Linked DNA regions of Mus musculus: region 1 is linked to region 2. A link is a loop called in an ENCODE intact Hi-C map of the cell type or tissue named here. Cell type or tissue: left cerebral cortex. All regions are shown on one strand.

Region 1 (8,000 bases), 55 kb before region 2:
GAGCACCATGGGAGCCTGGTCTAGCCTGCCATGGCAGCACAAGTTGTGAGCCTGGTTTGGGAGCCAGCAGATGGAGGACCTCTGGAACGGGATGTTTGAGGTACCTAGTTTTTTCCCTTGCCAAGAACATAAAGCCAGCCTATGAGCAGTGGTTTGAAGAATACCAAGTACTGTAAGGAGACTCCAACTGTGGGATACATTCAGGGGACCCTCACACCGAAAGGGCTCAGTGCCAGAGCACAGTGCGCCCAGCCTCAGGGGAGAACAAACTCAATCTCAACTGGCCACCAAGAATGCAAGGAGTCCCGGCTACAGCAAGTGACCATCAGACTTCATCCTGGCTGCTTCCCACTAGGTCAGAAGAGAGAGGACTACCTCCAGGACAGAGCCTGATTGGCTGCATCCTCCGGGTTCCCTGTGCTCAAATTGCACCCCGTGAACAGACCCTGGACCGGACCACACTGACAGAGAGTGCGGATGGGCTCTGAGGTGCCATTCTCCCAGCTCACCTGCTTATCACCTGAGTTTAGGTCCCCAGAGTCTCCCATCTAACCCAGGTTTTCAAGACTCCCCTAGAGGAGGTCTCTGGAGGTACTGGGGAGTCAAGAAAACCATCCTCTTAGTGACATCAGGGATAGATGGTGACAAGGAAATAGGGGCTCCCTAGGCTAAAGTTGTAGCTATGGGGAAAACGTCTAGAGGTGCTGTTTCTGGGGCCACAGTGACACGGCAGGGACCCTGGGCCACATCAGGGACCAAACACACACACACACACACACACACACACACACACACACACACACACACACACAGAGAGAGAGAGAGAGAGAGAGAGAGAGAGAGAGAGAGAGAGAGAGAGAGAGCTTTTGAGATGTGGTCTCAGGCCACATCAGGGACCAAACACACACACACACACACACACACACACACACACACAGAGAGAGAGAGAGAGAGAGAGAGAGAGAGAGAGAGAGAGAGAGAGAGAGAGAGAGCTTTTGAGATGTGGTCTCAATGTGTGGCCCAGGCTAGCCCTCGCCTCCTCAGTGCTGGGATAACAGGCATGTGTCGCTAAATTACACACATAACTGTGTTTTAGTTTTTGCTTTTGCCAATTTCATTACTGGGAAAATTGAAAGAGCCCCCAACAGTTGTGGCAGACTCAGGTACAAGGAACCCCAGAAGCTGAGTATGTGTGGGTGGGTGGGTGGGTGGGTTTGTCAGCCTGGAACTAAATGGAAAGAGAGTTTTCCTAACCCGGCTCAGTTTCAAAGGCTTGGAGACTCCGTTGGGCTCCACCATTACACACAGCCACATAGCTTGTGAGCCTCCCCTCCCCGACATACTATACACCACGTGCACACACACCTATATCCATTATGACAATACTTTCCCATACATCTTTTGTGTAACCAGAGCCAAGCAGGTCTCCTGATGGGAGCTGGGCCCGGCAGATACTCTCCTGGAGCATTGGAAAGTCACCACCTCCTCCTGGGGTTTCCATCATACCCCATGACACTTCTTCAGGGAATTGCAAGAACCCCCCACTTCTCTGCACACCGTCTCTAGCTGGGTCATGCCCAGGGGACAACCGCAGAAAGGGTGGGCTCCCCAGATACACTTCTGTCCCTGTCCTCACAAAGCAGGCCTCTCTGTGTTACCTGGCTTAGGAGCCTTACACCTGCTGCCTGGAGTAGGTCTTTCTGGCTGAGCCTACCCTGCCCTGGATGCTCCAAGGATGGGCAGAGAATAGTGAGGTGGGAAAGGAGACAGCAGGAGTCAGGGCTCAGCCGCTTTGTCCAGCTCTGACCTCTGCCTGGCTCTGGAGCCGCCCCTGGCGGAGAGGAGCCCACCCACCAGCAGCAGCAAGACTTGCAGCCACACACGGTGGGGGAAGGGCTTCCTGGAGGCTGCCGCCACACATTTTAAGGTGTCTTCAATTATTCATGGAGATTTGGAAGAGCTGTCTGCCTGCCTAGGGCCGCCCCGCAGCCACACTTTGCAGGATAGAAGCTCACTGCTCGCCTGTCTGTGCCCCATGGGGAACGCAGGTGTCCTCCTTTAGAATAAAGGAGTCATTGGGAAAGCAAGACCCCCTCCCATGCTGTTTCTGGCCCCAGTGGGTAGGGACTGGCTGTCTTCTGCTCTCTTTGTACCTCCCCTTTCTTCTGAGAGAGTGCACAGGATTAAGGGACAGGACTCAGCTATGGCCTTGGGGCAGCGTCTGTCAAGAAAAGACAAGCCCAACACGGAGAGGGTGGACTGGATCTGCACAGAGTCTAGGAAGGCTCTGGATTCCTAAAGCCAGCCAGCAAAGCCCAGCCAGGGATGCAGTCTGAGGTCAGAGTGGTTTGCTTCACCCACGCACGGCTGCTGCCAGCATCCATATAAAGTTGCGGGTTACCCAGGTCCTGGCACAGTACCCAGTAAACCAAGCAAAATACTAGGGAGGGAGGTACCCACCTACAGCTTCTGTTCCTAGCTTGCCCACCTCCATGCATGTCAGCATTTACTTCCTCAGGACTCTTATCAACTGAATTGGTGACATCATACACCAAGACGGACATAGGATGCAGAACACAGCTGGACCAACTTGCTTGGTCTATGTCAAAGGATTTGGATCAAATGTGCTAATATGGGTGAGAATTGAGAAACCTTGGGAATGCCAGGGCCAACCCTCCTGAGGAGAGGGACATTTGGGTTTGAAGCAGTCAGGTTCTGGGGACACAGAGATGATACCTGAATGTGGCTCTCCTTGATGCTGTTCCTTGTGAAGAAATGCTCCCATCCAGCCCAGGTCCTCCCCGGTTAGGAACATACTTTCTCCAGCAGAAAGGACAACAGGTAGGTGCAGAACTACCCACCTCAGGTGAGATCAACAGGGGAGTGTTCTAGATTAGGATAGCCTGGAAGACATGCCACCTCCTAGAGAGATGACTCAGGACCCCCAAGGGTGCTGCAGTGTCACACCAGGATGACAAATACAGGTCTTTTACATGCACACACACACACACACACACACACACACACACACACACACACGCAAAGTGCACAGGTAAATGCTTTTCATAGCTTGTGTGTAGGCCATCTTGAATGAAAACATTCAGATGAGCACACATGAATACAGGAGGGATCATGGCATGCTCCAAAGGCTGGGCATTCAGCCTTCAGAAGTCTACACACACACAAATACACACACACACACACACACACACACACACACACACACACACACACACAGACAGGCAGACAGAAAAACAGAAATAGACAGATCTGCTTACTCCTGAGGATACTGAGTGCCGCCTCAGTCACTCCAGGATCACATGTAGAAAACACGAGCCAGGGCAGCACCCTAGACTTGGCAGCGGGAGTGTGGCTTAGGAAACTTCGCTGGTGCCTTCTGGGAGCGGAGCCACGCTGATACTCAGCAGGGTGAACACGGGGTGAAAAATGATTAGCTGTCAGTCAGTGCTTGAGGGATGCAGCCCTCCCTCTCCCCCCTGCTCTCAGCAAAAGGCTGCTGAGATATTGATCCACTTAGTGCATTCAGATCAGCAGCCACACATGGGCTGAGCCGTGATTAGCTGAAGAACATGAAGCGGGGGTGAGGGTTGCAGGGGTTCTTCTCCCAGGTCACCCCTGCCTCCTGAAGCTAGGGGCTGAGCTCGGAGATACTTATGCTAGGATGCCCAATACTTATTTCCTCTGGAAATGTCTCCAGCCAGGTCCCTTCTAGACCATGTTAGCAATCATAAATTCCCAGGCCTTGTTGAAGGGGGAGGGGTAACATGAGGGAATAAGATGATGAGAAGGGCAGAGGCACAGAAAACCTGGTGACAAGCCCCCAGGGGTGCTAGGGTAAGAGCCTCAGGAAACCATCAGATTTGGAGGCGCTAAGCTCCCCACCTGATTCCCAGGAGAAATTGGTCCATACGAAGGATAATGGCTTAAGTCTAATAAGTGACCACAGAACTTCCCTTATTCATTCCTTATACTACCCATCCATCCATCCATCCATCCACCTACCCATCATCCATCCATCTATCTGCTACCCACCCACCCATCCATCTATCCATCCATCCATCCATCCATCCATCCATCCATCCATCCATCCCATCATCCACCCACCTATCCATCTATCCATCCATCCACCCACCGTTCCATCTGCTAACTTACCCACTGTCCTTCTGTCTATTTGTCCACCATTCCTCTGTCCATTCAACAAACACCCGGCATATGATACGAAGGAAGCTTGGAGTAGAAAGACAGAAGAGACCTGGGTCCTGTCCCAAGAACCATCAGAGGCCAGGGCAACAAAAGTGTCATGAGCTGGCTCAGGGCGCCCTCTGCTGGCCTGAAGGCAAATACACCACTGGACATATCACTGTATGAACGTTAGAACAGGCCCAAACTCAGAAAGGGTGTCCAGAGACTGGCAGCCTTTCCACTGAGCCCTGCCATGTCCCACAATGCTTTTCTTTGTGAATATGTGGCTCAAGGATCAACTTGCATTGAACCTGGGGATGGCTACAGGTGCAGCAAGTGTCTCTGATCAGACCATGCCCATCCAGGGTGAGAGAGCCAGGGCACCAGTCCTCGATGGCTCCCAGATGGGCCAGTGACAGCAGCCACTCTGATCTGGGCCATGATGGACATGACCACTGTGGAGGAGATGCCTCTCAGATGCCAGCCCCAGTTCCTTGATTCTGCTCTCTACCACTGTAGGGAATGAGCTGAGGGGTAAGGCAGAGAGGCCTGGTGCCCCATCACTGCTTGCCTCTGTCTGATTTGTTCCTGCCTCTGTTTCTTTCTGGCTTTGCCATGAACACTTTGACTGGGTAATTTCTGCAAGTCAAAAGAAGCCAACAGAAAGTGTATGTGATTTGTCTATACATGTATTTTTTTGTACAGATATGGTGTGTTAGGTATGTATATATGTGTGTAGATGTATACACATATGGTATACATCATGGCATATACCTGAGTGTGTATGGGTGACACATGTATGATATGATGTGTGCTCTGTGCATAAATTGTATGTGCTGTGTATGGATGATATGTACATATGTGTGTATGTTGCAATAGGTAGTATATGTGTATTTGTGGGAATGAATGGTGTGTGGTGTCTATGTGTTCATTGTATGCAGGTGGTATGTACATGTATGTGGCGTGCATGTATATATGTGTTTATTGTGGATAGGTGCTATATGTATGGAGTATTTGTGCAGCTTCTAATGATATATATGTGTATGTATGTAGTGAATGGTGCATGTGTGTGGTGTATGTGGATTGTGTGTATATGGGTGGTATGTATGTATGTGCTGTATATGTATGTGTGTGGTATATGAATATATGGCATGAGTCTGTATACACAAGGATAGGTAGTGTGTGCATGATCAGGCCCAGATGGTCCTTTTAGTTCCTCCCCCAGGCATTAGGAACTTCCTGTGCCCCTCTGCCTCTTCTGATGGACAGGAGCTCTCTAGTACGGAGGGTCTGGCTGTGGAGTTTCAGGGCTTCACAGCAGGGGCTGCCAGGCCTTTCCTAGAGCCAGCTGCCACAGTGAAAACAGAATCACTCACAATAAGAATGGCTGTCAGGGGGAGCTGAGCCAGGAGTCTCCTTTGTGGCCTGAGACCTCCCATCTTAAACAGCAGCCAACGAGATGATGTGTGGCCATCAATGGTGGCACTGTCACAAGGCAGAACATCTCCTTTCTTTGACTGGAGCAGCACGCAGGAGTCTGATACACAGTGACTGTCACATGATGTCCTCCACGGAGTGTGAAACCCAGGCTTGCTGCAGTTTTTCCTTTGGTAGCCACAGCAAGTGGCTCCAGCCCCATCCTTGCCATATGAGGCTTGTTCACCCTTGCCCATTCTGCTGAACAAGGCTCCTCAGCTCCTGACTGCTTGACAAACCTGGGGCTGGGCACCTTGCGGTCCTCTACCTTCCTTCCTCCCCAGCCTCTGGAGGCAAGTACAAAGTGCAGCCCTAAGGCTAGTCCAGTGTCTCCAGGTGACCCCCTCCCCCAGTCCTGTCTCCTGGAATCCTGTCACATTCCTGGGATTGTCATCCAATACAGGGAACATTCTCTCCCTCTCTTTTCCTCTCCCTCCTCCCCCACCTCTCTCTCTCTCCCTCTCTCTCCCCAGTGTACACACACACACACACACACACACACACACACACACACACACACTTACACAATCTTTCATTTCTGGGGGGGACAGCTGGGGCAGGCTTTGAACTTGTTATGTAGCTTAGGCCAGCCTCTCCATCCTCCATGCCCAGCCTCTGGAGTACTGGAATGTCAAGCATGCGCCACCACGCCTGGCTGTAAGGCTCTTTCAAAAGCACTCCTATCTCACTCATTTCCCCAGAGAACAATAGCCAGGGAGCTCCAGCCACAGAAGCAGGAGCCTCAAGTGGGGGGCGGATCCTTGGACACAATGCACACTTTCCTTGAAAGGGCACTAAGGCCTCGGAAAGGAGAGACACAGGGAAGCCTGAGTGAGAACCAACATATGTGATCTTGCTTTAGCCACACAGCCAGTTCCTGTTGTCTCACGGGTGCCCTGTGCCTTACAGACAGGTGACTAATGGGCAAGATTCAACCCCAGCCTGGCCATCCGCTCTGGCCTGAGGACAGTTCTGTAGTATGTCAAGGGTTTCCCACCTGACCTTCTCCCAGCTGACAAAAGGAATCCGCCTTATATCAGGGGAAGTGTAAACGACTTTTAAAAACATTTATCAATGTCAGCCACAGTTTGGAAAACACATTTCATTTGGGAGGTGGCAGACACTGGCGTCTCACTGTAGAAAGCCACACCTATGATGTCATTGGTGGGACTGGTGAGGGGAGACTGGGTACATCTTGGAAACTTGAGGCTGGGGAGGGAAGGGAAGCAGTGGAACCTGGGTAATTAGACTCCCCTCCAACCCCCAGCTGAAGTCTAGACGAGCAGGTAGCCCGCAGAGCCAGAACTGAGGGCAGGGTGCACTTGGCATTCGGGAACCCCAGAGAGGTGTTCAGGCCCAGATCGGGAGGTGCTGTCTCTCCCCACTAAGTGTCCCAGGCCCCACGGGATCCAGCAGGGATTTAAGAGCTGGGGGTTGGCCTGGGTGTGTAGCTTTCTCGCCCTCCTCTGCAGCCTGCAGCTTTTACCTCTTCCCGAGAAGGCTTCTGGGTAAACACAGAACATATACATTTATCTCAGCTTCCCTCTAAGATCACAGTGTAACGGCAGCAAAGAATGAAACAGATAGCAGCCCACGGTGACAAACAGCACTAGTGGGGGATGGCGGCAGATGACAGATTCCAACACATTTCTGGAAGGCGGAAAGAGGACCAGGGGTGGGAACAGCTTCCACGGATGAGAGTAACACGTTGGCCAAGCTCATGGGGTGCATGTGGAAGCAGGACGAAGCCCACAGTGGAGGGAGAGGACTTGAAAGGAGCAGGAGGGGGGCTGGGAGGAAGGGACTTGAGCTTGAGACTCTGAGTGATTTTTTTCCCCTCAGATCTGCCTCAGAAGAGTGCACAGAGGACAAGCAGGCTCCAGGATTGGATGGAGTGGGGGAGGGGAGGAGGTACACTGAAATGAGAGTTAACTAGAAGCCTTCAGGTGGAGCGGTCAGAACCCAGGCTCCCTTTGCAGCATGTACACACGGAGACCTTTCCCAAGGCTGGAGGTTGTAAACCTGTTCTGAACTCAGTTGTAGGCTCCCCCTAACTCACTGTGTTGAAGTCCAACCCTCCCAGACTTTCTTAAGGAGACAAGATGGAGGTAGAGAGTGGATCCCATATGGCTGTTGTCTTTATAAGAAGAGAAAGATAGGATTTAGATGCACAGTAAAGACCATGTAAAGTCACTGGAAGGAGCTGGAGGAATGGTTCAGCCATCAAGAGCATGCATGCATTTCTCTTCAAGAGGACCCGAGTTTGATTCCAGTACCCACCATATGGCTCACAACCACACATAACTCCAGCTCTAGGGATC
Region 2 (8,000 bases):
ATTTCTCCTGTGTCTGTACATGCAAACACACACACACACACACACACGCAAGTCTTGTCTTGGCATTGTTGCAATACTCATAAAGGAAAGGCAATATTGCTTTTCAATTCAACTTGAAGAAATTCCGCTCCGGTTCATACACATAAAGGGAGTCTCCAAGACCTACGAAAACAAAATTTCTTCCGTTAAAGATTTAATTTTTTATGAGCACGTGTGTGTGTGTGTGTGTGTGTGTGTGTGTGTGTGTGTACGTGTATACTCAGGGAACAGTCATGCATGTGAGAATATGGGTGTGTGCCTATGCATGCATGCAGGGGCCAGAGGATAAAGTCAGGTGTCGTCTTCAGGAACACTGTCCATCTTCTTGAGCCAGGGCCTCTCATTGGCTTAGAGCTCTTAAATCAGACAAGCCCAGCTGGCTGGTGAGCCCCGCAGTCTCTCTGTCTCTGCCTGCTCAGTGCTGGGCTCACAGCACATACTGTCACCCAGCATGTTCACCCAGGTTCTGGGGCCCGAACTCAGGTCCTCACGGTTGCATGGCATGCACTTCACCAAGCGAGCCATCTCTCTGGTGCCTGTGTCTTTTCAATTTGGAATTGACACATAGCTTGCACATATTGATGGGGGTACAATGTGACATTTAAATACATGTGTGCAACGTGTAATGATCAATCCAGGGCAATTAGCATATCCATCACCTCGTGTATTTGTCGTCTGTGCTGGGAATATTCAAGATTCCCCTCTACTAGAGACTTTGAAACATATAACTTAATGGCTGTCGCTTGAATAATCCTATGGTTATTCTTCCTCTGCCTTTGCCCCTCAGCCTTCCTAGAAAAGAACCATCCTTAATGATATATCACACAGCCGGGAGCTTGTATGTGGTTTCCCTTCTTATCTAGTCATCACAATTAATAGCCAAATAATAGATTTGACCTTTGGTTAAATTTAAAGCCTGCCACTTTCACTTAATTGCTAGTTGGGTGCAAAAAAAAAAAATGTCCTCTGGGTTTCTGGGTTGGTTGCATGGCTCCTCAGATGCAGTCTCTGTTTGTTTGTTTATTTGTTTGATCCTTCTTTTCTTCCTCCCTCCCTCCCTCCCTTCCTTCTTTTCTTTCTTTCTGGTTATGTAGCTCTGTCTGGCCTGCAATTCCCTATGTATGTAGAACAGACTGGCCTTGACCCTGGAGACTGGCTTACCCCTGCCTCCTGAGTGCTGGCAGTAAAGGTGTGTGCCACCACACCCGGAGAAGATGGCTCATCAGGTAAAAGGCTTGCTGCCAAGCCTGAGGCTATGAATTCAACCCCACAGGACCCACATGAGCACACATGGCACACGGTCCCTTTCCAGAAACTAAATGTAATAATAATAATAATTAATAATAACAACATCTCAGGGTTATCTGTGTAATGTGGCAGTTCTTAGTGTGCGTTTCATGGAGTTCTTCCGAGAAGGTGAGGATCTGTGCCTTCAAGGATTACAAGGACTTTGCTTCCCCTCCATAACAGGAGCCTCCTGCGTCATCTTCACATGTCCCTAAAAGTGACAAAGAAATCAAAAGCAAGAGTGTTGCTGCTGGCATATGAATTGAGGACACTATTGAGGACCTTTGAGGCAAGCCAGAGGGATACGCAACGGGGCAAGCATTGATCTCTACTGGGTTCTGTGATGGTCTGAATGAAATGGCTCCCATGGGCCTGTAGGGAGTAGCACTATTAGGAGGTGGGCGTGGCCTTGTTGGAGGAAGTGTGTCACTGATGTGTGGACTTTGAGGTCTCAGATGTTCAAGCCAGACCCAGTGTCTCACTCTCTTCCTGCCTGCTGACCCAGATGCAGAACTCTCAGCTCCTTCTCCAGCACCATGTCTGCCTGTGTGCCACCATGTCTGCTGCCATGATGATAATGGACTGAACTTCTGAACTGCAAGCCTGACCCAGTCAAGTGTTTCCTTATAAGAGTTGCCACAGTCATGGCATCTCTTCACAGCAATAAAACTCTTAACTAAAGCGGGCTGGGATAGCCGAATGCATCTGAGTTGGGTTGCCTGCCATGCAGTCATCAGCATGTGGGTCTCTGCCTCTGCAGCCTCACAGGCCCTCAGAATCCCAGCTATAACTTAGCCGGCAGACTGCCTTAAAGATCATGGAAGTTAAACACTGGAGACACCACACAAACAAACTTCCTGAATTCCACTCTGTTGCAAAAAAAAAAAAAAAAAAAAAAAAACCAAAAAAAAAACCAAAAAAAAAAAGAAATAAAGAAAACAATAACAACAACAAAACCCAAACCCGGACCTTTCCTCAAAGCACTTCTTCATGATGAAAGAGAAAAGACCTTTATGACATGTAATAGGAAGAATGATGCCTATAAATGCACAGTGACAGCTCATGAGAAGGGTGTCATGAGACAAGTCCTCAAAATCCCCAAATCAGAGCCTCATACAGGGAAGTGGTGAAAAGCTCTGCTTCCTATCATCGTTTGGCTGCAAAAATATAATTTTTATCCCTGCAACAAAGTATCCCCAGCTATAATTATATAATATATATTAGTTATATACACATAACTAACATAACTAATATATATTCTATATATGACATAAATAAATTATATATTCTATATATGACATAAATAAATTATATATTCTATATATAACATATAAATTATATATTCTATATATAACATATATAAATTATATATTCTATATATAACATATATAAATTATGTTATATATAACTAATATATACTATATAACTATATAATAAATATCTTCTTCAGCTAATCTCCTCTTTCCTCAGTAACCCTGATACACTGTCATGTGGGGTCCTCTGATCTGGCTCCTCCTCCTCCTGCAAAACTGTGCAACACCCTGCAACCATACCTGGGGGGAAAGGTGCAATAATTTCACTGATATTTTTCCAAACTCTACTTGCACAGAAGCATCCTTGCAGCCCCACAAAGCCGCCTCACCTCACCTCTTCCTGTTTCAGTGGACCAAGCCAAACACCCATCTTGGTGGAGCCTGCAGGTTCTCTCTAAGCCCAGCTCTGAAGATGGTCAATGAAGGCCCCCAAAGGAAGGCAAGGTTTGGAGAGGCACACACCGAATGGAAAAACCGGGATCCCCAGGCAGGAGCCTTTGTCCCCTGGCAACAATCACTGCGACGCAGTCTATTCAATTCCCTTCCACACCATGGTAGTATGTGCAGCAGCTTTTGCAGAGACCACATTAGAGAAGGCAGAGTCACAGGGAGGAGGGGACCTCAGTGTCTCCCTTTCTTGAACACACACAAGACCTTCTCTTTGACATCTATAAGGGAGGCTGTGGTCACTCTCATCCATCCCCATCAGCCCCCCCCCCCCTGTTGTTTTAGGATATGAAGTGTCACTAAAAATGGCCAACATCTCTCCCCTGACACAGGGGCATGAATCAGTACATCTTCCGTGCTTTCTCTGTGGTATCGATTTTTTCTGAGAACGGAGGCAGATGGCTCCGATATGGCGTCGTCTAATATCCCACCCCACCCCCACCCCACTTGATTTATAGATCCCTTTGTACATTACCTGAACATAAATGAGTCTAGCATCATTTCTCGCACGCTTGTCAAATTAAGGTAAGATATTCTTGTTGACCTTTAAACCTTCAAAAATAAATTAAAAAATAAACCAACGTGGCTGAGACATTTTGCAGCAAGAACTATAAATGAGCCAGGCTCTCGGATGCCAATTAAGAGGATGTAATTATGAAGGGGATTGTCGTGTGTGCTGCGGGTAATGATTTAATTTTAGTTTTAATGCGTTCACTCAATGGAGGAAAGGAAAATAAGCTGGTTACGAATCATCTCGTGAAAGAGCCGAGAACAACTTGGCACCATTTGTTCCCTAATTTACCAAAACGGGAAGGAGCTGGGGGTGCTTGGCACTGGAGCCTTCCAGGAGGAAAGAACACTTTGGAAAAGGTGCAGAAAGAAGAAGCAGTGGCGGGAACCAAAATAGAGACAAGGTGGCCGTTTGCTGCGATGTTACCAAACACAGCCAGCGCCAGCCCGTTCTCGTGGGGCTGGGTGAGGGTGTGAATTGGATCCGATTTCCTGCAGGGGAGGAATTCTGCTCAGGGGATACATTAAGCCTTTCTCCTCTGCTGCTTTTTCCAATGTCCTTCCTATAATAGCCAGTCTTGGGTCCAAGAAAAGGGTCCCTGGGTATTAGGGTTTGAGTGCAGACAGTTCCCCAGGGGCTCAAGTGTTGGGACAGTTTCCAGGTGGTGGCAAAGTGTCTGAGGTGAGACCGTTTGGATGCAGGGTCAGGGGGCTTCTAAGTAATTAGCCAAGTCTGAGCTCTCTGCTCCTTGACGTCAGATACGACGTAAACTGTGGCCTCGCGCTGCTGCTGGCCCAGCAATGAGCATGCTTCCCACTGCCATGGGCTGTGTCTTCTCAAAGCAGTGAGCCAAAAATAAATTGCCCCCCCCCATTGCTTCTTCCAGGTGGTTTTCCCCCCCCCCCCCCCCATGAACAAGAAAAGCACTCATATGCTATCTGCAGCAGGTGATGTCTACTTGCGGCTGACCACTGGTCTCCGTGGACAGAAAGGTACACAGTCTCTTAGTATCTCCACCCACAAACACTGTTATTCAAGGCCAGATGACGCTCTCCGTACTGACCTGTGCCAGCCAGTGTGCCAAACACAGGTGCACAGCCACCGTAAGAAGCACCTGGCCTGTCAGGCTGGCTTTTGGCATCTTCCAGATATTTGCACAAGAATATCCTGTAACCATCAACTTCTAATTAAGTCTGTCTTCAAACCTCACCAAGATAATGTGAGGGGCCCTGTATGGAGCCCCCGCCCCCCGCTCTGACCTGATTGGTGATTGAGAACTTCCATGCCCGCCCCTCCTTACCTCTGCCAATGCTTGCAGCCTCCTGCCTCAGCCCCTCCCACTTCCTAAACTCTCTTCCCTTTTTTATCTACAGTGACCCTGTTCTTGTCAATACAACCCTCTCCTGTCTTCATGAACTGCTAAGAGCTACCTTCCTTCTAATCCAGTGAACTCCAGTGACACCAGGCAGAGAGGATTCTCTCAGGGACGACAGAGTGAGACCGCTGGAGCCCTCTGTTTCCTCACTGTTAAGGATTCAAATATGAAACAACGTCTCCCACAGGCTCATATTTGAAAGACGGTTCCCGGCCTAAGGCACTATTGTGGTGGGTAGCAGAACCTTACGGGGTGGGAACTAGTGGGAGGCAGTTGATCCCTGGGGCCACTTTTGGCACCCTGGGGCCACCTAATGTGAACTGAGTCCCCTGCCAGACCTTCCCTGTCACGGTGGACTGAACTCTGAAACTGCAAACCAGAATAAATATCTAACTCTGTGAAATGTCTCTGTTGAGTATTTTGGTCACAGCGGTGAGAAGCTAACCAGTGTATTCACCCATTCGCAGGTGCACACGCGTGCTCCCTCATACACAGCCTGATAGGCTTCGGTGGATGTGGAGGAAGGAGGCCCCTGAGTTTCCTAGTCCCGTGTTATGTGTCATTTGTTTAGGCCAAGTGGCCTATCTACAGTCATGTGACTAATTAACATGTAATTAACATTACACAGTCCCATGCTAATGACCTCTCCTTGTTCTGCAGCCCACGCTGCCTCGATATCAGCCCTCTGAGCCACCAGCTCACACGTGATCCTCGGGAAAGCCGAGTGAAGCATAGCAGTTCCTGACAGTACCAAGGAGGCCGGGGATGCCTTCAGCCACAGGCCTCTTCCAAAACCTGAGAGGAGGAGGTCTGCTCCAGTCTGAGTTCTGAGGCTCCCCTTGGGCTCTGCGAGACACTCCCATTGAGCCTTGTTTTATCTCTGTATTCTGAGTGCCAGTCAGACGATGCAAACTCCTCAAACTTGCCAAAAGAGTTGCCAAGGTCCCTCCCAGAGGCTCTCTCTGCCTCCAGAGGCATCGAGGAGCCAGTCCTCAAAGACACACATGCATATCCATATCAAAAATATTAATAAGGGCTGTTCTTCCACATGACCTGGGTTCAGCTCTCAGCACCCACATGACGGCTCACAACCATTTGGAGCTCCTATTCCAGGGGATTCAGTGTCCTCTTCTGGCCTCGGAGAGCACCAGGCACACATATGATAGAGACATACATGCAAGCAAAACACTCAAACACATAAAATAAAATAAATCTAATAATAACAACATATAAAAATGATCCTATAAATAATAATGATAAATAAATTTAAGTTCTATTGCTGCTCTTCAGCAAAACCATTTGCATTAAAAGCCTGCCATAACCAACCTACTTCCCACGTCCCTGTATCATTATACCCCTCTATGTCCAGATCAGTCAAACCAGGAACCCACAAATGATGGCCCATGGATCAAACTTGCCAGCCACCTGTTTCCTTGACTAAACTTTAATGTTCATATTTGCTTTCTGTAGGACTGGGCCCTTAGGCTTGAACCTAGGGCCTTGTATATATGCTCGGCCAGCACTCTACCATGGAGTCACGCCTCCAGCCCTGCAAATAAACTGGAACTGGAACAGAGCCACACCCACATGTTCCCCGCTCCATCCAGGGCTGCCCTCATGCTGCAGTATGCCAGCCAAGCAGATTCAGGGGAGACCTGCTGTCTCAAAGCCCAAGATTTTGCTTCAGCACCTTGCAGAGAATTTTTGACCTATGGCCTAAATTACAGATACAATTTCTTCATAAATTACCTGTCAATTAAGTTTTAGGGTTGCCTGTTAAACTTTGGGTGAGCCATTCAACACACTCAAAGAAACAAAAGCAAAATGCCAGAAGCTGAGGGTAAGTCGTACCGATTCCCAATCACAAATCCATACACGAGCACACAGATAAAACAGTCCCACACGGAAAGCCTTTGAGCAAGTCGATTGCAGGGAAGATTCCTTTGAAGGTTACGCCCACCTCAATCCACTCCACAGGGACCATTGGCAGAATCCTTCCTGGACTTCGATCTATACGGGTCCTTACAAATAGGAATGCAGAGGACATACAGTTGTGGCTTTTGTTGCATATGTGGGCTTTAGCCATAAATTAATTACATGTATATAATATATATGTAGTGTGTATGTGTGTGTGTGTATGTGTGTGTCTGTCTGTCTGTGTGTGGAGAGACAGCTCCAAGGTTAAGAGTGCTCACTGCCCTTTCAGTGGATCAGAGGAGTTTGGCTCCTAGCACCATGTCAGGTTACCACCTGTCATTTCGGCTCCAGATGATGCCCTCTTCTGGTCTCTGTGGGCACCTGCACTTACATGTGCACATATTCAAATATAGACATGCATACATACACACACACACACACACACACACACACACAGCCAAAAACAAAATAAATCTTGGGGCTGGAGAGATGGCTCAGTGGTTAGGAGCACTTGTTCTTGCAGAGGACTTGGGTTTGATTCCCAGCACCCCCCCCCCCCGTCAGGTGACTTACAACTGCCATTAACAGGGACACACACAGTGCGCAGACATACATGCAAGCAAAACACTCGTGCACATAAAATAAACTAATTCAAAACACATTCCTCTTTACAGACTAGCTCTTGGATCTCTTGCCCAGGTGGCACAAGCAGACATACTAAATGCTTCTTAGCTGTCCAGAAGATTCCAATGACCACCCCCACACACACACACACCAGATTCATCATTATGTTTAGCATAAACAGCCCTCCTTTTCCCCAAAATAGTACCCACTCTGCATCAACAGCAGCAACCTAAGGGAAGAGGGATTTGTATGGTTCAGTTTCAGAGAGTTACCGGCGGGTGAGGTGGAGGCTGGGGGGGAAATGGTGTTCATGGAGACAGGTGCGCACAGCTTAGACTCCACAGGCTTGGCAGGCCGGAGCACAGAGCTCCCTCCATCTCCATCCCTCATTTCTTCCAGCTCAGCCCTGCCTGAAGCTTTCCAAAATACCCCCATCAGCTGAGGGACCAAGAGTTCAAATAAATGACCCGGATAGGGACGTGTTCTC

What was found. Peaks named below come from ENCODE experiments on the same cell type or tissue, not always from the same donor. Only the 100,000 strongest peaks of a DNase experiment are listed, where the experiment ranks them.
Region 1: a loop joins it to region 2, with 2.1 times the contacts of the local background. A loop is called at or near these places in 1 of 42 quality-filtered maps.

Annotation. Positions count from the first base shown.
Region 1 is chr7:34,715,453-34,723,452 of GRCm38, forward strand. All of the region lies in intron 2 of Chst8 (carbohydrate sulfotransferase 8), which reads right to left. Among named protein-coding and RNA genes, the nearest start is that of Gm12781, 60 kb to the left of the region's middle. In left cerebral cortex, a CTCF peak has its summit at 4,343 (motif pointing left); DNase peaks (open chromatin) are centred at 4,339, 5,705 and 7,281.
Region 2 is chr7:34,770,265-34,778,264 of GRCm38, forward strand. All of the region lies in intron 1 of Chst8 (carbohydrate sulfotransferase 8), which reads right to left. Among named protein-coding and RNA genes, the nearest start is that of Gm38987, 38 kb to the right of the region's middle. In left cerebral cortex, no CTCF peak of the experiment used is centred here; a DNase peak (open chromatin) is centred at 3,952; H3K4me3 peaks cover 625 bases; H3K27ac peaks cover 494 bases.